Regions from separate parts of the Homo sapiens genome. Here region 1 is linked to region 2. The links are chromatin loops, found by intact Hi-C in ENCODE. Cell type or tissue: heart left ventricle. All regions are shown on one strand. Region 1 holds the start of AQP2 (aquaporin 2). Region 2 overlaps NCKAP5L (NCK associated protein 5 like).

Region 1 (2,500 bases), 160 kb before region 2:
TCTTGCTGCAAACTGAACTAATTTTGTTCTCAGAGGAAATGAGCCCACTCCTCTGCTTGCCCACCTAGCCTTTCCTTGGCCCCTGGCCCCCAGCCTTGTCATATTTTCCTCTTTAAAGAACAGAGGCTGGGTGTGGTGGCTCATGCCTGTAATTCCAGCACTTTGGGAGGCTGAGGCGGGTGGATCACTTGAGGTTAGGAGTTTGAAACCAGCCTTACCAACGTGGCGAGTCCTGTCTCTACTAAAAATACAAAAATTAGCTGGGATTACAGGCGTGTAATCCCATGGGAGGCTGAGGCAAGAGAATGGCCTGAGGTGGAGGTTGCAGTGAGTTGAGATTGTACCATTGCACTCCAGCCTGGGCAATAGAGTGAGACTCCATCTCAAAAACAAAACAAAACAAAGCAGAGAAGTTCCCTAATTGGGATACCTCTGTCCCACAGATGAGGAAGGGCCACTTGTGCAGAGAAGGGGGCGCCCACAGAGATTGTGCGGGACTCATCAAAGACATCAGGACTCTTGTCCAGTGGCTCAAGGATGGAAAAGGCCGGGAACTACCGGAAACAAGCACAAAAGAGGCACTCACTGTCCTGGCTTAGGATGGGGGTACAGAGTGAGTGTTGATCTGTTGGGGGCACAGGTCATTCCTCCACATTCATGGGCCTTGGATTCACAGGGCCCACACAGACTTGAGAGGGGAAGTGGGTGGGACATGGGGGAAGGGACTGTGGCACCACCCTCAGCTCCCAAAGGGCCCACGGGGCCCAGTTAGCGCCTGTATCATGTAATCAGCAGCCAGCTTATGGGCTCCGGGGACCTCCTCAAGGTTTGGAGAAGTGAGTATGCCCATTGCTGCTTGCAGGGCTGTGGTGTGTCCGTGCCTGGCCTGTAAGGAGCACCTGCCACGGGACCTGCAAACCCTCAAAGCAGAAGAAATGCTGGGCCCCTCTTCTCTCTTGAGAACCCTGTGATGATCACTCCAAGGCTCCCCGCAGCTTGGAAAGCATGTCTGCTCGGGACACCAACCCCTGCTGAGGTATAGCCCTGTCTTCACTGTAATGTAGGCGTTGAGTCCAACAGAAACCTGGATGAGGCTCTTCCTGCACGACGGTCAGGGTGGAAGAAGCCAGCAGTCTGTCTGCATCCTGCTTTGCTCTGGTATCATTGCTCCTTTCATCCTGACCCTCCTATGGTGGCTGTGTTCCTGGCTCCAGCCTCTCTCTCTGCCTCTGTCTCCATCTCTCTCCCTACATCACCCAGAGCCCATCCCTCCCATCTCATCCTTTACAAGGGATTCCCCAGGACCTGCCCCTTGTGGATGGCAAAGTTGTGGCTACTCACAGCATTGACAGCCAGGTCCCCGCGGATGTCTGCTGGCGTGATCTCATGGAGCAGAGCGGCTCCGGCCACAGCCCCCAGCAGCTGGGCAGCCACGTAGAAGGCGGCTCGGAGAACGGAGACGTGGCAGCCCACCAGGCAGGCCACAGTCACGGCAGGGTTGATGTGGGCCCCGCTTATGTGGCCCAGAGCCTGTACCAGGGTGCCAATACCCAAGCCAAACGCCATGGCAATCTGTAGCACAGAGGGCAGGGCCTGTGGCCAGTTGAGGGCAGAGCCGAGGCCAAAGAAGACGAAGAGGAGTGTGGCCAGGAACTCTGCGAACACAGCCCTGGAGAAGGCTATGGAGCGGAGCTCCCACATGCTGCAGAGCCCTGCGGGGCTGGCCCAGCTGTCTCAGGGCCAGGATGCTCCGGGCACTCGCTCTCGCACTCTATCGCTCTCTTTCTCAAGGCCTCTGGGGAGGCTGGGTTGTGGGCATTTATAGGGTCCTTCCATCCCGGATCTGGGCACGTGGCGGGGAGGTGGAGTCGTTGAGGCCAATACCTCTTCTCCTCCATGGCGGCCTCTGCCCCCATGCCCCATCCCAGCCCACCCACAGGCCTATCACCCTATCTTGGCCTTCACAGCTGACTAATGTTCCCCATTTAATGAGCTCCAGATAAGGACTGACGTCCCTGGTTTTCCGTGTTTGTTCCCTTGGTTACCCCAGGGCTGCTGCCCCAGGGCGTCTCCCAGCCCCCACAGGGTCTTGTGAATGGGAACGTCTGGTGGGGATTGTGCCCGGCCCCCATCTCTCTGACTCAAACTGTTGACCAAGGCAGGGGCAACACCTCACACAAAACTAAGAGAGAACATGAGTGCTGCTCCTTCTGGTAACTGGGAAGTTCTTCTGTCAGACCTCCAATTATTCCTGCTTCACAGGGATGGAAAACAACTGGTTGGCTTGTGACAAATTTCCAAGGCATAAAGGTTTGTGTCTTCTGTGCTTGCATTCTTGCAGCTAATCACCCATAAATCATTAAGCTTCACCTTCTCCTGGGAGCCCCAGCCAAACAGCAGCTCCTAGAGCCTGGGGGCACTGGGACCCTGGCCCTTGGTGATGGAGTCAACCTGGGGCGGCTGAGGAAGCTGAGGGTGTCCATTCTGGCATCAGCCTGTT
Region 2 (2,500 bases):
CCCCAGAGGGGGCGCAAGGCCTGCCCACCAGCCCTTCACCCTGCTACACAACCCCAGACTCCACACAGCTCAGACCCCCGCAGTCAGCCTTGTCCACCACGCTGTCCCCAGGCCCAGTGGTGTCTCCCTGCTATGAGAACATTCTGGACCTTTCTCGGAGCACCTTTAGGGGGCCTTCCCCAGAGCCACCTCCATCCCCACTGCAGGTGCCCACCTACCCACAGCTAACTCTGGAGGTACCACAGGCCCCTGAGGTCCTCAGAAGCCCTGGAGTACCCCCCAGTCCTTGCCTCCCAGAATCGTACCCCTATGGGAGCCCCCAAGAGAAGAGTTTGGACAAGGCAGGCTCGGAGTCTCCCCATCCCGGCCGCAGGACCCCAGGCAACTCATCCAAGAAGCCCAGCCAGGGGTCAGGACGGCGACCTGGGGATCCTGGCAGCACACCTCTGCGGGACAGACTGGCGGCCCTGGGGAAGCTGAAGACAGGCCCCGAGGGGGCCCTGGGCTCAGAGAAGAATGGGGTGCCAGCCAGGCCTGGCACCGAAAAGACCCGGGGACCTGGGAAGTCAGGGGAGAGTGCTGGAGACATGGTGCCCTCCATCCACAGGCCACTGGAGCAGCTAGAAGCCAAGGGGGGGATACGGGGGGCAGTGGCCTTGGGCACAAACAGCCTGAAGCAGCAGGAACCTGGACTTATGGGGGATCCCGGGGCCCGAGTCTACTCCTCTCACTCCATGGGGGCCCGGGTGGACCTGGAGCCTGTCTCACCAAGGAGCTGCCTCACCAAAGTGGAGCTGGCCAAGAGCCGGCTGGCAGGGGCCCTGTGCCCCCAGGTACCCCGTACCCCTGCCAAAGTGCCAACCTCAGCCCCAAGCCTGGGCAAGCCCAATAAGAGCCCTCACAGCAGCCCCACCAAGCTCCCTTCCAAGTCACCAACCAAGGTGGTGCCTCGACCTGGGGCTCCGCTAGTCACCAAGGAGTCCCCCAAGCCTGACAAAGGGAAGGGCCCTCCCTGGGCAGACTGTGGTAGTACCACGGCCCAGTCCACACCCCTAGTACCTGGCCCCACTGACCCAAGTCAGGGCCCTGAGGGGCTGGCCCCACACTCAGCCATCGAGGAGAAGGTGATGAAGGGCATTGAGGAGAACGTGCTGCGGCTCCAGGGCCAGGAGCGAGCCCCTGGCGCCGAGGTCAAGCACCGCAACACCAGCAGCATCGCCAGCTGGTTCGGCCTTAAGAAGAGCAAGCTGCCAGCGCTGAACCGCCGCACAGAGGCCACCAAGAACAAGGAGGGGGCTGGCGGGGGCTCCCCGCTCCGGAGGGAAGTCAAGATGGAAGCCCGGAAGCTGGAGGCCGAGAGCCTCAACATCTCCAAGCTGATGGCCAAGGCGGAAGACCTGCGTCGGGCACTGGAAGAGGAGAAGGCCTACCTAAGCAGCCGGGCCCGGCCACGGCCTGGTGGCCCAGCCCCAGGGCCCAACACGGGGCTGGGGCAGGTGCAGGGCCAGCTGGCTGGCATGTACCAAGGTGCAGACACCTTCATGCAGCAGCTGCTAAACAGGTGAGGTCCTGGGATCAGTCAACAGGGGCTTGGTGGGCTTGGGGCACTTTTCCCTTCGTGGGCACACCTGCGTCTGGAGCTAGGCCTGCTTTTCCTGGGAGCTGGGGCTTCCCAGAGGTCAAAAGGGATAGAAGGCCACCAAAGCAGCTGGTGGGGGGGTCAGTGACTTGGCCTGGAGGAAAGATCAGGGGCTTGGCCTCATTGCTGGCTTCTCATTTGAGAAGAGTTAACAGTCCACATCTTCCTGGATGGTCTCCATACCAGATGAGGCAGCCTGCATGTGATAGTTAAGTGAAGGCTAGAGCCTAACTATGGGCTGATAAAGGTCTTCTCCCTCAGGAAAGGGATAAGGGGAGTCCTCTTCCCATCTTGCCCTTTGACATCTGCCACAACAGGAGTTGTGGTTTAAAGAAGGGATCCACCCATCTTGGGGTTGCTCTGTCTGGGCCAGATGAGGCAGAAAGTCTGCAGGAATTGGGCCCCAGGTAGGGTGCGTGGTTTGGACCGCAGGTGTGCTCAGAAGTTCAGCTAGAGCAGGTGGAGTGTGTCGTTCATGGACCAGGATGTGACCGGGTCTGCCAGTCTACCTGGAATCACCATCAAGCAGTCTCTAGGCTTGACCCTGGATAACTTTCAGGGAGTTCTCCCATCTTCTCCCCTGCCCTCTGTTCCTCTGGGGTTCCCTAAGGTCCTTGCCTGTTGCCAGTGTCAAGAAGGGTGTTGGGAGCAATCACTAGCGACATGTCCCCTTCCCCGGGGGTGGATGGCAGGAAGTGCCTCCCTAAGCCCAGCACCATTGGCGGGTGCAAGGCTGGAATGTCTGGGCAGGCAAGACCACCCTCACCTATATCTGCACTGTTGCCCATAGGGTGGATGGCAAGGAGCTGCCATCCAAGAGCTGGCGGGAGCCCAAGCCTGAGTACGGGGATTTCCAGCCGG

What was found. A loop is a pair of places that touch in the nucleus more often than their neighbours do. Peaks named below come from ENCODE experiments on the same cell type or tissue, not always from the same donor. Only the 100,000 strongest peaks of a DNase experiment are listed, where the experiment ranks them.
Region 1: a loop joins it to region 2, with 2.0 times the contacts of the local background. A loop is called at or near these places in 1 of 110 quality-filtered maps.

What each region holds. Positions count from the first base shown.
Region 1 is chr12:49,950,032-49,952,531 of GRCh38, reverse strand. It overlaps AQP2 (aquaporin 2), which reads right to left and starts at 1,795. Exons shown (of 4, transcript NM_000486.6): 1 at 1,342-1,795. The coding sequence starts at 1,701. It overlaps AQP5-AS1 (AQP5 and AQP2 antisense RNA 2), which reads left to right. Exons shown (of 3, transcript NR_110591.1): 2 at 444-613; 3 at 863-1,020. In heart left ventricle, no CTCF peak of the experiment used is centred here; a DNase peak (open chromatin) is centred at 1,420; H3K27me3 peaks cover 684 bases.
Region 2 is chr12:49,793,826-49,796,325 of GRCh38, reverse strand. It overlaps NCKAP5L (NCK associated protein 5 like), which reads left to right. Exons shown (of 13, transcript NM_001037806.4): 8 at 1-1,561; 9 at 2,430-2,500. Among named protein-coding and RNA genes, the nearest start is that of NCKAP5L, 33 kb to the left of the region's middle. In heart left ventricle, no CTCF peak of the experiment used is centred here; no DNase peak of the experiment used is centred here.